Linked DNA regions of Homo sapiens: region 1 is linked to region 2. The links are chromatin loops, found by intact Hi-C in ENCODE. Cell type or tissue: IMR-90. All regions are shown on one strand. Each heading gives the region's core, and the rest is flanking DNA. Links, peaks and the distances in the headings are about the cores only.

Region 1 (4,503 bases), core at 225-4,224, 190 kb after region 2:
GACCACAGCAGATTTTTAGGGCAGTGATACTATTCTATATGATACTGTAATGATAGATACACGACATTAAGACACTATGCATTTGTCAATTTAAAAAAAAGTAAATCTTAATGCAAAATTTAAAAATTATTTAAAAGCTAGAGGATCTCAGGATGGAATACAGAATGTGACAAAACAATCTAACTGCATTACAAGTGCGTGAAACAACCTCACTGAACGGGGTGGGGAGAAAAAAGGAAATGCCTTACTTGTTTTAAATCCCAGCATTCCAAACATTTAACCACGAAATTCTATTAATATTAGTGAAGTTAGCAAACTTTTTCATGTAACATCTCCAAGTAGATACTGTAATACTCAAAAAATGACAGTGCTAGTTACAAAACAGCACAAGAAAAACTTGCTTTCTAGATAGAGTATCCCTAATCTTGAGAACAAGTTAAGCAGTCCATTTCTTTTTTATGATTTTCAGAAATCACCTGTTTATAAAAGAGAAAGAAAGACATTTATGCCACAACACAGGCCAGGCACTTGCACATATGTTATCTCATTCAATCTTCTTCACCTTTGAAAGATAGCAATTTCTATTCCCATTTTACCAAAAAAAATTACATAAATAATGTCCAAGATCACAGAATATGTGGTAGATTTTCAGTGAGTGTTTACTGGAAATGAATAAAACAATGAGTAATTTAAACACAAGTCATGCATATGAAACAAAAAGTATATCATAAGGCCGGGCACAGTGGCTCACGCCTGTAATCCCAGCACTTTGGGAGGCCAAGGTGGACAGATCACGAGGTCAGGAGATCGAGACTATCCTGGCTAACATGGTGAAACCCCCATCTCTACTAAAAATACAAAAAATTAGCTGGGTGTAATGGTGGGCACCTGTAGTCCCAGCTACTCGGGAGGCTGAGGCAGGAGAATGGCATGAACCCAGGAGGCAGAGCTTGCAGCGAGCTGAGATTGCACCACCGCACTCCAGCCTGGGCGACAGAGCGAGACTCCATCTCAAAAAAAAAAATATTTTATACATCGCTGAGCATGGAAATACATAATGAATTTAAATATTACTTATTTAGAAAGTTCAGTTATTGTTCAATGTTCACTGAAATTTTCATAAGAGGTTTCAGTGAGGGGAAAATATTTGAGTTGGGCTTTGAAGTATGGATAGACTATAAATAAATGGATGGGAGGGAGAAAGTTGAGGTGGAGGCAGCTACAGGCAAAGTCATGAGTGGGCAAGAACATGGCTGTGTAGAGTGAAGTGGATTAAAACACTTTCCTAGGAGCCTTTCAACTCTAACTTTGTTTCCCCACAATATGTAGAGGCTCTGCAATCAATGTCTACTAATGTTATGGGTCTTGTTAATATTTAACTTTCTTCAATATAATAACAAATATGGAAACATCATCAGATAAATAATTAAGTCAAAGAATGTAAGAACTAGGAGACCCTTAACATTTCCCAGGGCAATACACATGGTAAATGGCAGACTTGGGTGTGAACAGATATTTCTGGTTTCCATGTTCTTTATTCTTTCTACCTACAAGGTTTGATTCCTCATTTACAAATGAGGAATGAAGTCTGGAGAACTTATATTACATAGGTTTGTTGTTGTTGTTGTGGTTGTTGTTTTGGTTTTGAGACAGGGTCTAGCTCTGTTGCCCAGGCTGGAGTGCAGTGGCACGATCTCGGCTCGCTGCAAACTCCACCTCCTGGGCTCAAGCAATCTTCCTACCTCAGCCTCCTGAGGAGCTGGGACTAGAGGTGCACGCCACCACGCTCTGGCTGATTTTTGTAATTTTTGTAGAGACAAGGTTTCACCACATTACCCAGACTGGTCTCAAACTCCTGGGCTCAAGCGATCCGCCCTCCTCTGCCTCCCAAAGTGCTGGGATTACAGACATGAGTCACTGCACCCGGCCCATAGTTTTTATTAAAGAGCAAATGCAGTCAGGTTTTTGCATTCCAGTTTCTCTGGGAACACAGAATAACAATATATAATATAAATAGAACGCAGATACCAGGCTCTGTCACGCAGAAACAGAAGTCAAAAGCAGAGGAGTAGGTTACGGAGGAAGATGAATCTATTTGGTTTGTGTTGAATTTGAGTTTCTGCTAGATAAGCTTTGGATTTCCAGAGCACCCTTCTCAGAAGATTCTCCAAATTATGGGGAAACCACTTAGAGTTCTGGCAGAAATAATAAACTGTTTGTATATGCGTCTGTTTATTCTAATTCCAAACATTCCTTTTCTCCTTCAGTTAAGTGACCAAGTTGTGAATCGGCCCTTTGACAGTTAGGTATTATGTGTGTGTGCATTTTCTTAGCTTGATAGTTTAAATTACCCTGTAATCATTTGCTTCTTTGAAGGTTTAGGCTGAAAAGAAGACATATGGCACTTCTTAGTCACTCCCACGCTGGAAGATATGCCTGGTCTCTACCTTCACCCACTTGTCTTCATTTCAGTGGAAACCTCATAAAGACCAGGCCCACTGCTTGTCTAAACCTAGAGCTGATGAGAAAAGACAATCCCAATGTTACTGTAAAAGAATATTCTGTGTCCTGCCCCTGACTTTCCCCAGGAATTGGGGCAGAATCTCTCTTCCTTTTCATGAACACATTGCCCACTTAATTTGAGTTAGTGTTTTTTTAAAAAAATAAAATTGAGTTTCTGCAGTCCTTTAAAAAGATGACAAATGTCTTAGAAAAATAAATATTTTCCAGGATGCTCTCATCTTAAGGATAGTTGTGATTCAAGAAATAAGAAAATACAACTGATAAGAAACTCAGATAATATTCTCATTGCCTAAGTTTCTCGATGTGTTGAGAAAGAAAGCTAATAACACTTAGATTTATGTTTAAAAATGTATTTTCATGTTTAATGAAACATATGGGATAGTTTTGTTCTTTAAATAATTTGAAATTTCATAGGTACTTTGTTTCAAATTTCATTTTCATGGTGTCTTTTAAATTGGTTCATTTGGCCATGGACTAATCAGATTTTTTCCTGTTGATCTGCAGGCTAGAGGTTTCACAGTTTTAAGTCTTTTGCATTTTGAACAGTTTCCTTTTAGCCAATTTTTTTTTTTGCCTTTTTTTTGGTTGTTGTTGTTGTTGTTTTGTTTGTTTGTTTGAGACGGAGTCTCCCGCTGTCACCCAAGCTGGAGTGCAATGGCATGATCTCGGCTCACTGCAACCTCTGCCTCCTGGGTTCAAGCGATTCTCCTGCCTCAGCCTCCTGAGTAGCTGGGATTACAGGTGCCCGCCACCATGCCTGGCTAATTTTTGCATTTTTAGTAGAGACGGGGTTTCACCATGTTGGTCAGGCTTGTCTCGAACTCCTGACCCCGTGATCTGCCTGCCTTGGCCTCCCAAAGTGTTGGGATGACAGGCGTGAGCCACTGCGCCCGGCCCAATTTTTACTTCTGTATCACATTTTTAAAGTAAATGTGCAGATTAAGTATGTTAATATTTTTACTTATTTTATATCTACTATGTACAGGACTAACATTTCTTAATGGAAATTACTAATGAAGAAATTTAAAAAAGCTAACTAGCCTCTATTAGTGTTCTTATTAACAGGAACGGCCCGATAAATATGTTTCATGAAGTGTTTTTTTCATTCCAACTTGTAAATCATGGTATTTTATCCTGCTCCCTATAAAGATGTACTGTTCAATAGCAGTGAATTGAGCAATTAACTCTGCTAAGACTTCTTACGCACTTGTTTAAGGACTTGATAGCATCATCGGTATATCACAAAAAGCCCTTGTTCTTGGAACTCTCTCCCCTTCCTCCACTCCCTACCACAGAAAAGTAGTGAAAAATGTTTGAGTAGTATTTATCAGCATGCTGCACACCACAAAACATTTTGCCAAAAAGAAAAAGCAGCTAATGAGCTTGGAAGGAAAAGTGTGTCGCAGCAAAACAACTGTGTATTCCTAAGATGATCAGACATCCTGTTTTAGGACAGCACTATTATAGAAAGTCACTATTGATGAAAGTGAACTTGGAAAGATTTGTATTTCCGTATTCTTTCTTCTTCGAGCTTCCTGCCCCTGCTCCAATCCCCTACCGAATTCCACTTTCTAATAACAGTAATTTTAAAGGAGGGCATATCCCGATGGAATGCTTCTTTGTTTAGAACTTCCTTACCAGAAATTGTTTTCTCTTTTTTAAAAGATGTTACATTTATTGCTACATAACTGTTGTACACAAGTGACATTTTCTATAAAAGTGACCTAAAATGTCACTTGCTGTTATATTCCCTGCTGTTAATGGAAAAGATTCATCAATATCTATTAAAATGTAAAATGCACATGTCCTCCAGTCTAGCAATCCTACTCCTGTGAATCTATCCCAAAGAAATAAACAGATCAGTAAAGACATACAAGGATATTTATTGTAGCAGCGTCTGCATTGCCAAAAAATGGAAACAAAATCAACAGATGAAGGATTGCTCAATAGATAATGCTACCTCTAATCATGCAATATTGT
Region 2 (4,503 bases), core at 389-4,388:
GACTATATACAGTTCTGTGTAAGTGGTATTCAGTTATTTTAAGTTTCCAAATTGTCATTGCTTGGTAATAAGGTGAATATTTTCTATCCAAAGTATGTCATGTTTGACACAAACAATTAAGCACAAACAAGGCCTGTCCTACTGATGTATAGTCACCTTAGTAATAAGGTGTAAATGTATTTTAATCAGTCATGGGAATGAGCTAGACATTTGGAAAACTTAAACAGTGATAGCCATTGGCTTCTCACTCTCCATCTAGAACTGATCACTTAGCAAACTACCTCCTGTATTTAAAACTGGGTTTGGAAGGGTTAATGTCCTTCTGATAGGAAGCTACTTCTCCAGGGTATTCTAGAATCTGCATTTCATCATGATTGTAATGATAAAACAAAACTTATTTTCTACTGACAGTCCTAGACATAACTATGGAAAAATTAGAACAGAAAAAATGAGTTAGTCAAGGCTGAGGTTGAAGAAGAGCAGAAGAGGATCTCCAAATGAACTTTAGCACTTGAAGAACTGACTCAAAGCCCTGTGGCCTCCTTGAATGACACAAATGTGAGGCAAGATTTTCCTGAAAATAGCCTGCTCCCAGAGGAAAAGTGAATTGCACCATCAAAGAACAAAGACAGACTGGAAAGTATGTGATGGACCTCAGATGTCCAGAGACTGATCTTGAATATGATCCTTTCCTCAATTATTCTGCGGAGGTACTTGGGGCATCTAAAGCAAAGCAGGATGAGGCTGATCAACAGCACTTCTGCCACTTGAAAACACCTGTGAGTGAAGGTCGCCACACATCCCTGGAGAGCCAAAGGCCTTCTGTTTCACCAATAAGAAGTAAAACAGATCTTTAAGAATCTGAAGATGATCTTATAATAGATGTACCTCCAGTCATGCCTACTTCTAAGAAATCTAAACTATGTAGAGGCTTCAAACATCATTATAAGGATAAATGGACACATATCACGCCCCCGGAGGAGAAAAATCTTAAAATTAGTGGCACAGAAGAAGAAAAAAACAGATAAAACCCAACTAACCACACAAATAGATGATGACAGTAACAAATTACAACTACCTACATTGCTCATGAAAACATCCCCAGGTATTAAAACTAATGTAAATTTATATCATTTTAAAACAGTACCTAAGAAGGAAAAATTTGGGGATGAAAAAAGCCATGACTGTATTTTAGAAGGAGGTTCATCTTCTGCACCTCTCAATGGCAATGAAATAATGAAAGAAAGTTGTAATAAGAAAGTTACCTAAAGAACAAAAAACAGGTAAAAACAAAATTATGATACACAAAAAGAAGAAATTAAATGTTGGTATTCACCAAGCCAGTTCCACATTTCTTATTCAGATGACCTTGCAAAAGACAATGTGCCAAGAATGCAAGGTAATAATCAAGACCTCATTACTTTTGAAGAAGCAAATTAGCCAAATTTGGTTCTGATCCAATCAAATCTGATAATGGTTGTACTGAAGATGACACCTCCTCTCATTCTGATGACACTATGAAAGAATGTCTTTAAGTTTCTAATGAGCTCGTTGAAAGTGAATCTCATAAGGAAAAGACTGCTAAACAGGTTAGCATTTTTTTTCTTTTATTGTTTTCTTAAATCTAATGGAGTTTTGCTTAAATACATATTTTATATTTGTTCTAAATTCTATACAATATACACCTACATAATACACATATTCTAATAGTTTTGATCAATAACATATTGGAGTGACAAGGCAAAAGCCTTGATAAGTGGCCAGCCATAGTGTCTGGCAGAGTTGACAGTTTCCAGAGGCCATAGTACTATATACAGTAACTTATAGTTGACTTCTCAAATTAGAGGATTTTTTGTTGTTGTTTGTTTTGAGATGGAGTCTCTGTCGCTCATGCTGGATCGCAGTGAGGCGATCTCGGCTCACTGCAACCTCTGCCTCCCAGGTTCAAGCAATTCTCCTCCCTCGGCCTCCCAAGTAGCTGGGACTATAGGCGCGTGCCACCACACCCAGCTAATTTTTGTATTTTTAGTAGGACGAGGTTTCACCCTGTTGGCCAGGCTGGTCTCGAACTCCTGACCTGAAGTGATGCACCTGCCTTGGCTTCCCAAGGTGCTGGAATTACAGGCGTGAGCCACCGCGCCCGGCCTAGAGGATTCTTTTATAGGAATCTACACAGGTAAAACTATTCAAATTCAGTTTTTTGTGAATTTTTATTAAAAAATTTGTCCACACTTTGTTGCTTAGATTCCTATGGCTTTTTGAGAAACATGCTAAATTTGCCTTTACTGTGCTGAAATTGGATAATTCTTTTTTCCACTAGGCTTCAGAAAAGGATGATATGTTATATTACAAAAACACATCTGGACCAAAAAAGAGAATTGCACACTCTGGCAAATTTGATGTGAATTATTTAGTTCCTCATCTCCCCGCTGCTCAAAGCTTTATATAAAGTGCATACCTTGTTATTTCCAGTTTTATTATTCTAGGACTATTTATCCTTTTGTCCACTAGGGGGCACAATTTACTGGCAGTCGGTACATTGATTCCTGCTTGTTAGCATTTTCCTGTCCGTTTCCCCACCCCACCCACAGATCTAACATTTTCATTGAAAGCAGGTATATTATCATTGGGTAGCCTCTTAACCATAAATTTTAAAAGTCGATCCTCATTATTCACAGATTCCAAATTTGCGAATTCACCTACTCAGTAAAATTGACGTGTAACCTTAAAATCAAGACTTGCTGTGCTTATGAGATCATTCACAGACAACGCAGAGTGGCAAAAAATTTGAATTGCCTGACATGCACATTCCCAGTTAAGGCTGAAGAAGGTGATAGCCTTCTTGTTTAAGCTCACATAATGTAAAATGTCCTTTTGCAGTCCGTTTAGTGCCAGGTTTTTTTGTATCTGTGTGCTTTTTGTTGGTGATTTTGTGCTGAAAATTGCCGCTCATTGTAGTGCTGTCTAGTGCTCCTAAGCATAAAAAGAATGTGATGTGCCTTACAGAGAAAATATGTGCTAGATAAACTTTGTTCAGGCATGAGTTTTAGTGCTGTTGGCCACGAGGGTATTAAATGAGATGTCTGTAAACATGACACATATGTAAAGCAAGGTGATACTTTGATTGACCAAAAAAAAAAATGTGACCAGAGACTTACCTGAACCTAACCCCATGTTTGTTTGTTTTAGGAGCAGTGGATTCAGTGTTCACTAAATCTGAGTTTGTGGTGACTTACAGAGTATAACTACCTGAAATAACAAGAATCGACTTTAGTTTTCAAAATAATTATAAACTTTTGTAATTTATAAGTGCTGAAGTTCTTTTATGACATAAAAAAGAAATTGAAGAAGCAGTTCAGTGAGTAGTATTCCTTTAACATTTTTGTGTTTAAAAAAGTGATATTTAGGCCAGGCGTCATATATCATGCCTGTAATCCCAGCACTTTGGGAGGCCGAGGCAGGTGGATCACGAGGTCAGGAGATGGAGACCCTCCCGGCCAACATGGTGAAACCCTGTCTCTACTAAAAATACAAAAATTAGCTGGGTGTGGTGGCGCATGCCTGTAATCCCAGCTACTCTGGAGGCTGAGGCAGGAGAATCGCTTGAACCAGGGAGTCGGAGGTTGCAGTGAGCCGACATCGCACCACTGTACTCCAGCCTGGCAACAGAGTGAGACTCCGTCTCAAAAAAAAAAAAAAAAAAAAAAAAAAAAGATATTTAATAAACTTTCTGCATGGCAGAGTCTATACTTCCAAATCACAAATGAAAACCTGAATTTCAGTTCTTCATAGAATAGTTGGGTGTCCTTGGGCAAGTTATTTAATTTTTCTGAGCTTCAGTTTCCTTATCTATGAAAGGAAAATTGAGTGCCTACCCCAGGGTCAAATATATAAGTACTTAATAAATGCTAGTTACCTTCCTCTTATTTCTTACAAAGTTTTTTTGGTGGCTAACATTATTTCCCTTTAACTGCAAATGTTGTGGTGTTTATAGTTTTAATTTTATTGTGCTATGTAAAAAAAAAAAAAAAAAAGCCAGGTGTGATGGCGCGTGCCTGTAGTCCCACCTACTCCCTGTTACCCCCTCCCCAATTCTTGTATATAAATAGTTTTTGGCTTTGTAAATAACTGTCCTTAAAATTCTCACAAGTTGAAATAATTGGACTAAAGATAAAGAATTTTAAGATTTTTAAAGCATTCTTTAAAAATCTTATTGTCACTGTATTGCCTTCCAGAAGGGTTTTCACAATTTATAGTCCTTCTCAATGTTTCAGAGTTCTCTTCCCACAAACCCTTACCTACGATGCACATTATAATTTTTTAAAGCCTGCAAATCTGGTTAAAATTTTATTGCCTTATCTTATATTACATTTCTTTAATTATTAGTGAAGCTAAACATTCTTTCCCATGTTCCATTCTCTTATAACAAATGTTGCTGTGGAGAAGTCTGCTTGCCTGCTATTTCACCCTTTGAGTCGTGTGATACTTTTGTCTGCCTATCCA

The links. Hi-C counts contacts between places; a loop is a spot of excess contacts. Peaks named below come from ENCODE experiments on the same cell type or tissue, not always from the same donor. Only the 100,000 strongest peaks of a DNase experiment are listed, where the experiment ranks them.
Region 1: a loop joins it to region 2, with 3 times the contacts of the local background. A loop is called at or near these places in 1 of 110 quality-filtered maps.

What each region holds. Positions count from the first base shown.
Region 1 is chr9:27,084,938-27,089,440 of GRCh38, reverse strand. No RefSeq gene overlaps it. Among named protein-coding and RNA genes, the nearest start is that of TEK, 22 kb to the left of the region's middle. In IMR-90, for the core only: no CTCF peak of the experiment used is centred there; DNase peaks (open chromatin) are centred at 270 and 1,980; H3K4me3 peaks cover 281 bases; H3K27ac peaks cover 3,163 bases.
Region 2 is chr9:27,274,637-27,279,139 of GRCh38, reverse strand. It overlaps the pseudogene REXO6P. Among named protein-coding and RNA genes, the nearest start is that of EQTN, 20 kb to the left of the region's middle. In IMR-90, for the core only: a CTCF peak has its summit at 2,513 (motif pointing right); a DNase peak (open chromatin) is centred at 2,539; H3K27ac peaks cover 229 bases.